Linked DNA regions of Homo sapiens: all the other regions are linked to region 1. Evidence: chromatin contacts called from ENCODE Hi-C or POLR2A ChIA-PET data. All regions are on one chromosome and are shown on one strand. The core of a region is the stretch at or near the end of the contact, and the rest is flanking DNA. Distances in the headings are between cores, read along the strand shown.

Region 1 (3,820 bases), core at 724-3,223:
GGGGCAGGGGAGTGAGTGGATGGCTGTTTCTCTTGAACAGAGGTGAGTACAGCAGAGGCCCCTCCAGGTACCCCCTGGTCTGGGGGCAATGATCATGTGTCCACCCCCAGCAGGTCCCCAAGAAGGCCCCATGAGGCTCTGGTGACCTGAGATGCACCAACCAAAGGGTTCTGCAGTCACAGTTGTTTGAGAAACCAACACACGTATACAGGATTCTTAGGTTAAAGGCTCTGAAAAGTCTTGCAGTAAGGAACCTCTTGACTTTGTTTAACCTAGTATTTCACAAACTTACTAGAGCAAAGTTTCTCATTTATTTAGCGTCTCTTATTTTTGAAATCTCCCTTACTATCTTGCAGAAATGACATCTGGTAACATTTGTCCTCTGAGTCAATGACATCGGCACCACTTGTGAGAAATGCATATTCTAGGGCCTCACCCAGATCTGTTCAATCTGAAGCTCTGGGGCGGGGCCCAGCAGTGTATTTTCACAAGCCGGCCAGGGGATTCTGATGCATGCTCCATTTGGGGAAGTCCTTCTACTAGGGAAAATACTGGCAGAGAATTTGGAGTAAGAGGAATGGTCTGGGGACCTTGGGCGGCATGGAGGAAGGGAGGCCACCTGGTAGGGATGGCTTAGGCGTGGGAAGCGGCAGTCCAAGGTTCCCGGGGCTCTGGAAAAGGCACTACGGCCACCCCAAAGGGTGGGTTCTCATCTTCTGTCCCTGAGCATTGAGGACCCATTATGGTTTTCTGAGGCTGGTTGGAGGGCCAGGCTGTGTGTGGAGTGTCATGAGGGCTGGTGTAAAGTGACTTGGGCCTTTGGAGAAGCGCACCCCTGAGGAACCTCCCTCTCCCCGCCAGCACTGCTCTCACCCGAGCGCCTGCCCTGGGCAGACAGCTTGCCCAGAGTGCTGGGGGCGTGGTCAGCACCTGTAGGCTTCCTGGACAAAGTGGGCCTTGACAAGGCCAGGAGATGGCTTGTCCCGACGGCAGTGCTGGGTGGCACCCTCACAGCGTGGGAGGCAAGGCTTCTTGGCCCTGTTGTTAGCAGGTGGGGGTCTACGATCAGCTTGCCACCACCCACGCGCTCCTGTATGGGCCACTCTGTGCAGTCACTTCCTGGGGCTGGGTCTCCTTTCCCTTCTCCCCAGGCTCAGGCAGGGCGGACCTAGCCACAGCAGCTGGGAGCCCACCCGTCTGCCTGTGCTTCCTTGCAGCCGTCCAGATCCACATCCTGAAGGCGGACAAGGCGGGGGACTGGTGGAAGTTCACGGTGAACATCATCTCCGTGTATAAGCAGGGCACGAGCCGCATCCGCCGCGGTGACCAGAGCCTGTGGATCCGCTCGCGGGACATCGCCTGCAAGTGTCCCAAAATCAAGCCCCTCAAGAAGTACCTGCTGCTGGGCAACGCGGAGGACTCTCCGGACCAGAGCGGCATCGTGGCCGATAAAAGCAGCCTGGTGATCCAGTGGCGGGACACGTGGGCGCGGCGGCTGCGCAAGTTCCAGCAGCGTGAGAAGAAGGGCAAGTGCAAGAAGGCCTAGCGCCGAGGCAGCGGGCGGGCGGGCGGGCGGGCGCCAGGGCGGGGCCGAGCGAGAGCGGGCGCCTTGGCCCGGCCGCCGCGGACTTGGCCCGCGAGGGCTTTCCCAGGTGGGGGGAGGGAGGGGGCGGGGCCGCACGGCGCGGGGGGCGGGACCCTCGGCGGCCCCTCCCCCTACCCCCACCCTGCGCGCTCTGGGCGGGAGCCGCGTGCACGCGGGGCGGGGTGCGCCGCCGGCCGGGCCCTGGAGAAATGACGAGACGTAGCTACCTCACGGGGCTCCTTCCAGAGCAGAGACGCGCTTCCCTGGGCCTGGGCGCGGCCGCCGTGGAGGGGCTGGGGGCAGCCTGCCCTGGGGCCCGGGGGCGGGCGCAGAATCGCACAACTGGGGCCCCAGGCGCGGGGCGTGGATGGCGCGGAGACGTGGACGGGAGGAGAACTGTGAATTCTCAAGCCCGTAGTGTGGGCGGGGCGCGGAGCACCCACCAAACCACCACCCGACACGCAGCCGACGGGATCCCCCCCTTTCTCCCCGGCCCCTTCTAGCAGTTCCCCGCGGGCCACCTGGCTGTCACAGCCTGGACTCCTCCATCTGAAGGGGCCTGGCAGCATTTGGGGAGTGGACAGCTCCTGTCCAGCCAGCATGCCCCAGGCGGCCTCTGTCTCCACTGCTACCTGCTGAGTGGGTCCTACTGGGTGGGGGCTTGGGGTCGGTGAGTGGTTCACCTGTGGAGAGAGGAGAGGAAGCCCCTGCTGCTGCCTGTCTCTGCCCCTGCCCCTGCCCCTGCCCAGCGTGGGGCTGGCCCATCCGGAAGGCAGTGGGCCCAGGGACACCCCTGAGAAGCCCAAGCCGGGTGGTCACCGCCTCATGCTGGAGCTGCCTGTTGGAGGAGGCATCGCAAACGCAAAACCTCCCAGAGAGTTTCCTTTTGGAAACTTGGAACCAGCCCTTTTTATGACGTTTTCCAGGGGGAGGGGGAGGGGCACTGGCTGGGTTTACGGCAGTGACACTATTTATGTAAATGACATCAGCTCCCGCAAGGCCCCTCAGCAATGTCAACAGCTGGAAAGGGCCTGAACGGGCTTGGAGTCTGCAGGCTGCGAAGGCACTTGGGCCTGGCTTGGGGCCGGGGGCTTGTTTGAGCTGGGATGGGGTTTGCTGGCTCAGTGAAGTACCAGAGTGCCTGAGCCATGGGTGGGCAGGGGCACAGGAATGACCAGGTTCCTGGGGGCCAAGGAGGCCATGCTGGCTTCTCCAAGGGAAGGCACAGAGGCTGCCGGCCTGCCCCCTACAGCTGTCTTGGGTCTGGCCTGGGCCACACCTTGACCGTGCCTTTCCAGACGGTCTTTGTGGAGTCTGCCCGTGCCCTCCACTGTGCCCCAGCCCTCCTTCCAAAATCTCCTAGAGACACGGTCCTCAAGCAGGCAGCCCCTTTTGTTCTGACCTCCTCACACAGGGTCCATTCCTGTGCCCTGGGGCCTCCTGGCTCCCTGCCTTCCTGGGCTCTCTGCACTGCCCGGGCCTCTGGCCCACATCCTCACACCCGGCGCACTGAATTAAGAGGCCTGGCTCCCCTCACAGTCAGGAAATTGGTTTCACTTTCCCGGCCAGAGTTTGGCTGCTCAAAAGGGTCATACCAAGTATGAAGCTCGGCCCCCGGTGGTCTGGCTTCCCTCCGCCTTCCCCACATTTACCCGCATCACGGCTGCCATTTATTGAGCACCTGCTGTGTGCCAGGCACTTTACCCACATGCTCCCAGTGTGTACTCATGACAACCCTGTGGGACAGGGACTCATTATCACCAGCAAGGAGACTGGAGTACACGTGCCCAAGGTCATGCTGCAAATTGGTGGCAGGACTGGGGCTCAAACTCCAGAGCCCGACTTTCTGACCAGGGGCCACGCTGGCCCTCACTGCACTCCAGCTCTGCAGCCTACCCGCCCAATCCCTGTGCAGGCTGGGAGGGTGCTCTTGGGGGAGTGGCCACCGAGCCCCTGGCCCTGGTTACTGCCTCTTGAGGACACTGGCATCTGGGCTGGAGAACAGGAGCCCGGGGTGGGGTAGGGCATGGGGACAATCACATCTTCAGAGGAGGCAGCAAAGTGGTGCGGGATGCAGGGACGGACTTGCCAGATGGCAGCTCCAGGTTCCAGGAAGGCAGGCCTTGGATGCTCCGAAGAGGTGGTAGAAAGGTGTTTTTAGAAAGGTGTTTTGGCTGCCTCAGGGTGGTTGGAGAGACTCCAGGAGAGACTGGCAGAGGTGCCTCAGGGGCAGGG
Region 2 (3,820 bases), core at 333-2,832, 860 kb before region 1:
GCACTCCAGTCTGGGTAAGAGTGAGACCCCATCTCAGCCGGGCGCGGTGGCTCACGCCTGTAATCCCAGCACTTTGGGAGGCTGAGGCGGGCTGATCACCTGACGCCATGAGTTCGAGACCACCCTGCCCAACATGGTGAAACCCCGCCTCTACTAAAAACACAAAAATTAGCCGAGCCGTGGTGGCGGGCGCTTGTAATCCCAGCTACTCGGGAGGCTGAGGCAGGAGAATCGCCTGAACCCGGGAGGCGAAGGTTGCAGTGAGCTGAGATGGCACCACTGCACTCCAGCCTGGGGGGGACAAGAGCGAGACTTCATCTCAAAAAAAAAAAAAAAAAAGATTTTCACCAAATAATACAATTAAAAACTGAAAAGCAGCTTACTTACTGTTTTTTGGTCCCTGGCTCAACTCATCTTGCCACTCTTTGGGAGCAAGAGTCTCAGAAGCATCTTTCTCAGGAATGCAATCTCTCTTCTAAGCTAAGTGCGTAAAATATCCATCAAGACAACGAGAACAAGTAGGGATACACACCTGAACTTCATCATCCTTTCGGATGGGCATGGATCGCACGTTGTACTTCTGTCTCAGCTCTTTGGAAAGAGGGGAAGACATAATCTTCCTTCGAATGTGGGAAGGTGCATTGAAATGCCTTTTGCGATTCTTGCTTCGGTCGGAAGTCACAAAGGGATTAAACTTCATTTTGGCTAAATAAAAAGTTAAAAAGACTCTTAAATGACCAAAATCTCATCCAGCTTCCAAACAAATAACCGCAATGATTTTATCTTGATAGTCTAGAATGATCATAGGCAGTGTCATGTTGTGCAACTTCAACAAAAACTGTTTGATCGGAAGGGCCTATCAACCGAAGCTCGAAACTTTTTATTTTTTGTTTTATTCGGGTGTTTTCTGTATATGTTTACGGACTAAAGACTTTTGCATCAAAAACACTTGTCCTAGTTATAAGACCTTTTAGTTACACTCTCCCAACTCCTCAAGTAGTGCCTGAGGAAATCAAGACTGGACTTACATCTCTGCTGAGCAGACCGACAACGCAATTCTCTTAACTATAACCTCACGTTTTAGAAGGTACAATCAACGTTCATCTTCTACAGGCTTAAGAGTGAATACGTATAGCCCCGCCAAAATGAATAAGGCCCACCAACCCGAACCTGGAAAAGCCTGCACACGTCTCGGGTCCTAAAAGCCTCCCAGTGGGCAAGTGTGGTCTGGAAATTCCGTGAAGACTTTACCGAGAAGTTACTTCGAGACCATTCTCTAGGAAACGACACTACCCAGACTCCAGTCTATTTCCACAGGCTCCCTTCCCTCAGCTCGTTTTCGAGTTCCCAAATCCCCGGTCCCTCCATCCATCTCCGGCCCGGCGGCCCTTGATTTAAGAAAGCAACAGATAAAAAACCATCCCAGTCTCTCCTTCCTGGCTGCTACTCGGCCGACAAGAGACTCTCGGGGTCCCCGCGGTCGGAAGCCACCATGCCCAAGAACGGATGGCTGCTGATTACACCCGCTTGCCCGCCGAATCCTTACCCGCTCCCGCTTCGGTGATGGCCGCAAAAGGGAAGAGAACTACACGCTGCTTCCGGTTCTGTAAGTTTACCAAAGATCTCGCGAGACCTATGTCTCTCGGAGCGAGAGGGGCGCGGAGTTTGAGCGAGGGGAGTAAACTGGGAAATAAATTTATGGCTAGTGTCACCTAGTGGCTAGGAGGGGAACTGCGAGGGATTGCAAAACTCCCCTCCTCCAGGTCCTAGTGTCTCCCTTCCGAGACCCGGGTGCTGCCGCTGAATCCTCTGGGAAGGGTAGTCCCGGGGCTATTGGCTAAGGCTGCTCAGGGTCCAACTGCCCCTGGGGGTGATGAAGGAACGAGCGGCCCCAGGAGACCGCCCAGGAGACCCGCTGGTACCTTCACTCCCAGGTGCCGGGGCGGGGGCCGGCACCCCTTAGCCGGGGAAGCGCAGGCCCTGCTTCTGGCCGCCAGGAGGCGCGGGGACGCCGGCCGGCCGGTCGCCTGGGTCCCTGCACTCACCGTCCCCTCCCGCCCGTGGCGTGGGCGCGGCCAGCGTGCCGGTACTTTAACGAGCTCCACCGCGACGCCGGCCACCGCCCCTGCACCTGGGCGTCTGCTGACCGCACAGCAGGGCCCGCCAGAGATTCAGTTCTGGGTGGTGAGGGGCCTTGCGAGGACCAGGGCCACCGATCGCCGCCTGCCCCCGCGGAAATAGGTCCAAGGCCGCGTTTCCAAGGCGCCCCCAGTGCTGTGGGAGGTGCTGGTCCAGACCACGCTTCGAAGGAGCCAGGCGAGAGGAAGCCTCTCGGTGCGGGGAGCTGCGCGGGTTTCTAAATGCTCGGCCTGTTTGCGTCCAGTTCAGGACCAGACGGAAGCCGTGCGCTCCCTGCAAATGGTTTCTTTTCTTCTTCTTCGTGTGTGTGTGTGTGTGTGTGTGTGTGTGTGTGTGTGTGTGTGTGTGTGTGTGTGTGTGTGTGTGTCTTTTTCTTCTTTTTGAGACAGTTTCGCTCTTGTTGCTCAGGCTGGAGCGCACTGGCACGATCTCCACTCACTGCAACCTCCGCCTCCCGGGTTCTCCTGCCTCAGCCTCCTGAGTAGCTGGGATTACAGGCGCCCGCCACCACGCCCGGCTAATTTTTGTAGTTTTAGTAGAGACGAGGGTTCACCATGTTGGCCAGGCTGGTCTCGAACTCCCGACCTCAGGCAATCCGCCCGCCTCAGCCTCCCAAAGTGCTGGGATTACAGGCGTGAGCCACCGCGCCCGGCCCCTGCAAATGGTTTCTGAGGCAGCGGCAGTGCAGCAGGCACCGGCGCTGAACGGCTTCTGCTGAATGAATGACACGGGTGTCACAGTGACAGAGGACAGGCGTTTCACAAGAATACCGAAGACGTAGTGAGCCTTCTGAGTGTGGGGACGCTCTTCTCTACACTTTACATCATGAATTCTTTTAATCCACAAAATGGCTCTGTTGTTGCTGGTATTATTGTCCCCATTTTACAGATTGGGCAACTCAGCCACAGAGAAATGAGAGGAACTTGGTGCAAGGTTATACAGGACCCATAAGTCACAGCAGAACCCGTGCAGGCTGGCTCCCCGGCCTCTTCTGGGAACTGTATATGGCCCCAATTTGTGGGAACCTCATAGTCAGGACTGCCCAGAGGATGGTCAGCAACGAACATGCGTTTTCATGATTTAAAAATAGTTGTGTTCTTAAATATGCTGTGAAGGAAGTAGCCCTAGATTTTATTCATCACTGAAAAATTCAGCAAGAATTCCTCTGCTGCGACTCTTTTCAACAAATATTTATGAGGCTTCTTTCCTGGGCCAGCCCTGAAACTAGACACTGGCGATGCAAAATAGGTCAAAGTTTGTGCCTTCAGGAAGTTTACTGTCTACAAGAAAAGATAGACAAGGGAATCAACAGCCACGAGACCACAGGAAAAGTGCTCGCTGAGCCAGCTGCCCTTGCTGTCTCTGTGATTCAGGAGCAGAAGGGAGCTCTGGGGTCAGGGAAGACTTCTGAGGTGAGGTCAGCATTGACTGGAATTGGAAGAATGTTAGCATTCGCTCCACAAGGCAGTAGGAATTGCTTGAAGGAAGGCTTGGAGGTGTGAAGCAGCGTGACTCGTGTTTTCCAGGAACCAGGTCCTTGCCGCTGAAGAGAGGCATTTAGACGGGAGCCCAGGGGCTCTAGGGCTGAGCTGAGTGTGATTTGGGTCTGGAAGTCCTAGGGAGCTGCCGAAGGTGCCTGCCTTCCTTCCTTGCCTTGCCTTTCTGGCCTTCACGTTGTCAC
Region 3 (3,820 bases), core at 414-2,913, 610 kb before region 1:
GGCAGGGCATACTTAAACATCAAAAGCAAGGGACTCAAAGAATAATTAATAAAGGCAGATTGATGAAGGAGATAAAACAATAAATAGATTATAAAGTTTTCCAGAGTGAGATACTATCAAGAATAATTAAACCTGACTCAAAGAATCCTCAGTTTCAACGTTAAAAAACAAAATCTCAGCAAAGCCAAAGTATTATGTTTGGTATTACATTATTCAGCGAAAACAGCAGTCTTTGTTTCATCTGCAGTCTGCATCTACCCCGCCTGCTTTCCCCTACCCCACCCCAGCCCACCCCACCCCCTTCCATCCACCGCAGTGATCTTGAAGGGAGCTGCAGAGGCCCTAAAGAAACAGAGATAACGGCTGTAGGCAGAGGCCACGTTATCCAAACCTCACCAGCCCGGTCTGACCCGCCGAGTCGCCAACCTCCTTCCTAAGGCCCTAGTTCCAAACAGGCCTGGCTGGGGGCCTCCCGCTTCCCAGGGCCGCATCCGCCCACCACAGGCCCACAAAGCCCCCACAAATGCCAGGACTCCGCGGCTTCAACTTCCCTCCGAACCAATTCCAGTCCGATTTTATGGGATCAGGGTGTGACCCCCAACTGCAGAAGGCAATGAAGAGACTGCGGCGAGCCATTCCCAGCTCGCTTACACAATAAAGGGATCCCGAGGCGAGTGCTGACCCTCCCCCCGGCCGTCCTGCTGCAGCGCGCCCCGCCACATTTCCCGCCTCGCCCCCTCAAACCGCCTGGGCCTCGCAGGGCGTCCACCCCCGGCCTAGGCGCTCCACGGAGGGCGCGGCAGGACGCCCTCCTCCCGCGCTCCTTCCCCGGCGCCGGCGGAGTCCGACCCTCCCCACGCCCGCGGCCGGCTCCGGAGCCCCTCACCCGCCGCGCGCTTCCCCGGCCGCGCAGAGCCAATGCCCTCCTGTCCCTCCACCCACGGGTCGGGCGCGCGCCGCCCGCCTTCCAAGCCCATGGTGAACCCCTCTGGTGCTGCGGGGGACCGGTCGCGCCAGGCCTAACCCACCCAGCAACCCACGCAGGGGCCCTTCCTGCCCAGCGCCCCCCCACCCTACCGCCGGGACTGCGCTTTCCAGCCCCGCTTAGAATCCCCTCTCTTCCTGGGAGGCAGACACTGGCTCGCGGGGCACGCCGAGACCTCCGCCGGGACACTAGCCCCTCGACCTCGCGCCCCCAGGGATCCCACCCACCGAGAACCTGGTCCTCACGTCCCCACCCCCAGATCTCCATCCCCCAGCCCCCCAGGGGTCGCCCTCCTGCACACCCAGGCCCTGACCCCCGCGGGTTTCACAAGGACTTCATTCCCCGCTCCTCCGGGAGTCTCTCCATCTCCACCCACTGAGGTCCCAGTGCCCCCAGCCCAGGACCCTGCTCAAACTAACCTAAGGTCCCCGCAGCACAAACCCTACAGCTCAGAAGCCCCTCTGTCTTCCCCAGCTCCCGCTTCGGTCCCCCGTTCCTGTCCTCCAGAGCCGCCCGGGACCCCTCAGCCCAGGAGCCATTCCTCCCTCCACAAACTGTCCCCCAGCCCTGGGCCGTGCACTCGGACCCGGGTAGCCGCACCTCTCACCTTCAGCCGAAGATGGTGGCGCGGGCGCACGTCCCCAGCCGCGACCACAGATCCAGCGCCTCAGTCCCAAACCCACCGCTGCCTCCGCCGGGCTCCTTTAGCACTGCTGCTCGGGGCTGCCCCACCCACCCCTACCCTCATTGGGCCAGCTCCACGCCCATCACCGCCGCCCCCAGACCCACTGGTTGGTTTGCGCGCCCATCTCCAAGGGAAGACGTTAGCAACCCGAACGAAGCTACCTTCCCGAGTCCGGCTCCCTCCACCCACCTGGAATGACGCTCATTGGCTCCCGCTCCCAGCCCAGGCCACAGAGGCCCCAATCTCATGGGCTGGCTCTTACGCCCGTCATAGGCTCCGGGAGGTGCGGCCGGGGCAGTGGCGCGGGATTGGCTGGCTCGTGCGTAGATGGACAGCTGAGGCTGGCTGAACGCCCGGCGATCCCGCGAGGCTGCGGGTGCGGGCCCCGCGGCGGCCGGCGCGCTGCGCTGACATTGGCTGTGCGGGCCGCGGGGCAGGTGGGCCGCGGCAGGAGGCTGGCGCTCTGACTGCAGACTCCTCGTCCTAGCGTCAGGCAGCCGCCGCAGCCGCAGCACATTCGAGCGCCCGGTCGCCCCCTGTGCTTGCGGCAGCCGGCATGTACCGCAGCGGGACGGGGTTCCACCGCGGAGTCGCGGGCCCTCAGCGTTGCCTGCAGGGGCGGGGCGGAGCGCGGTCCAGAGTCCTGACGTCACCCCCGGGGCTGCGCGGGGTTGGGGCCGCGGCGCTGCGACTCACCTGCAGTGGGGGAAGGAACGCGGGGGAGGGCGCTGCTCCGCCCATGCGCACAGGGTTTGGCCCGGGACCCGGCTGCGCTCCACGCTGCGGCCACTGTCCCGACCCCGGCCCCAGGCGGACTCTGCCGGGATCGGCCGAGCGCCAGGCGCAGGACACGGTCCTCCAAGGTCGCAGTTTTGGTGTTAGCGGGGTGAGAGGCTCTCCTGCCCAGCCTCCAGGCAAGGCTGAGATTCCAGAAGAATGAGAAGAGAACCGACCTTGGAGAGAAAACTTGGAAGAAACTTTATTCACCTCATTCATTCACTCGTTCAGTCGCTCCTTCATTCATTCATCAGAGCTCCCTACGTGAAGGGCTATGAGAGGTTCTTAAGAATATAAGGCTGGATTCCTGTAGCGCTGTCATATCCCCTAGGGCTTATGAAAACGTTGGAGACTGAAAAACAGTGGCCCCAAAATAACGAAAGGAAACTGGAAAAATCAAAGTAAATAAAATTTAATGAAATGTCTGCAGAATCTAGGCAACTGCAACAAAACTCTTGCATAATTATATATAAATATAATAAAGTCTAAATCACATGAACAAAATGAATTATTCATACAAAACCTGAAAGTCAAGATCATAAAAATTCACAGCAAGATGCAGTTATTAATCAGTTATTAATGTAGGCTATGGGAGCATTTTAATACATGTGATAATGATGTGTTTGCCTAAGCCTAGGAAACGTCTAGTCTGGCAAAAAGTGAATTAAGCAAAAAACAAGGCAGGAAGTCCTAAGGAAGGGTTGGTGGAATTCAGAAGAGGCTGGAAGGCAGCTGAGTGCAGAGTCCTTCCTGGGGAAGTCCGAACCAGGCTCTGTTTTGTCCTTTGTCCTGCTGCATCTGGTCCCCCACCCCCACCTGCCTGCTGGGGTACTACCCCGTGTCCAGGTGTCTTGTGACTTGGCTCTGTGAAGAGGTCTGTCCTTCTAATGCAGTCTGCACATGGAGTACAAATTAACTTTCCAAAATATATGAATGATATTCCTCTAATGAATTTTAAAATGTGTTTAGAGAAGACCAAAGACTCCCTCTCTGAGGCCTGAGTCTCCACTTTGTCAGCCACCGAAGTCATTTCTCAGTGCAATGTTCTATGCTTAGTGCATCCACTCGCGAATAACACTGTAAGCCACAGAGTCAGTAGTTTCTCATAATTCAAAAACTTTTGCATATATATGTGTATATATATGTATATATGTATATATATGTGTGTGTATATATATTTTTTTGTTTTGTTTTGTTTGTTTCTTTGAGATGGAGTCTCGCTCTGTTACCAGGCTGGAGTGAACTGGCATGTTCTCAGCTCACTGCAATCTTCGCCTCCCGGGTTCAAGTGATTCTCCTGCCTCAGCCTCCCTAGTAACTGGGACTACAGGCGCGCGCCACCACGGCCAGCTAATTTTTGTATTTTTAGTAGA

The links. Hi-C counts contacts between places; a loop is a spot of excess contacts on that map. ChIA-PET counts read pairs that join two places held with the same protein, here RNA polymerase II (POLR2A). Pooled maps may share reads with other maps.
Region 2: a map of sigmoid colon shows a loop between it and region 1 (7-fold over the local background). The contact joins the promoter of RPL26 here to the enhancer-like site in region 1. A Hi-C loop is called at or near these places in 1 of 168 maps with a recorded cell type or tissue (sigmoid colon) and 5 of 50 pooled maps. POLR2A ChIA-PET finds 5 or more read pairs at or near these places in 1 of 52 experiments (A673).
Region 3: a loop to region 1 is called in a map of vagina, with 13 times the contacts of the local background. The contact joins the promoter of MYH10 here to the enhancer-like site in region 1. A Hi-C loop is called at or near these places in 1 of 168 maps with a recorded cell type or tissue (vagina), 1 of 37 single-sample maps with no recorded cell type and 8 of 50 pooled maps.

What each region holds. Positions count from the first base shown.
Region 1 is chr17:9,238,423-9,242,242 of GRCh38, forward strand. It overlaps NTN1 (netrin 1), which reads left to right. Exons shown (of 7, transcript NM_004822.3): 7 at 1,218-3,820. The coding sequence ends at 1,546. It overlaps LOC124903923 (a long non-coding RNA gene), which reads left to right. Exons shown (of 2, transcript XR_007065614.1): 2 at 357-562. Among named protein-coding and RNA genes, the nearest start is that of NTN1, 220 kb to the left of the region's middle. RefSeq lists a silencer at 1,561-2,010. Within about 2 kb of position 1,974, at least 27 of the 41 ENCODE cell types and tissues checked have a DNase peak (open chromatin) inside an H3K27ac peak, as active enhancers do; they include sigmoid colon, where a contact is called at or near this core.
Region 2 is chr17:8,381,611-8,385,430 of GRCh38, forward strand. RPL26 (ribosomal protein L26) reads right to left here and starts at 1,583. Exons shown (of 4, transcript NM_000987.5): 1 at 1,547-1,583; 2 at 533-705. The coding sequence starts at 700. RefSeq lists enhancers at 1,041-1,758, 1,338-1,507, 1,759-2,476 and a silencer at 1,908-2,177.
Region 3 is chr17:8,629,062-8,632,881 of GRCh38, forward strand. It overlaps MYH10 (myosin heavy chain 10), which reads right to left and starts at 1,664. Exons shown (of 43, transcript NM_001256012.3): 1 at 1,593-1,664. RefSeq lists enhancers at 37-815, 816-1,593, 1,594-2,371, 3,070-3,364 and a silencer at 1,856-2,535.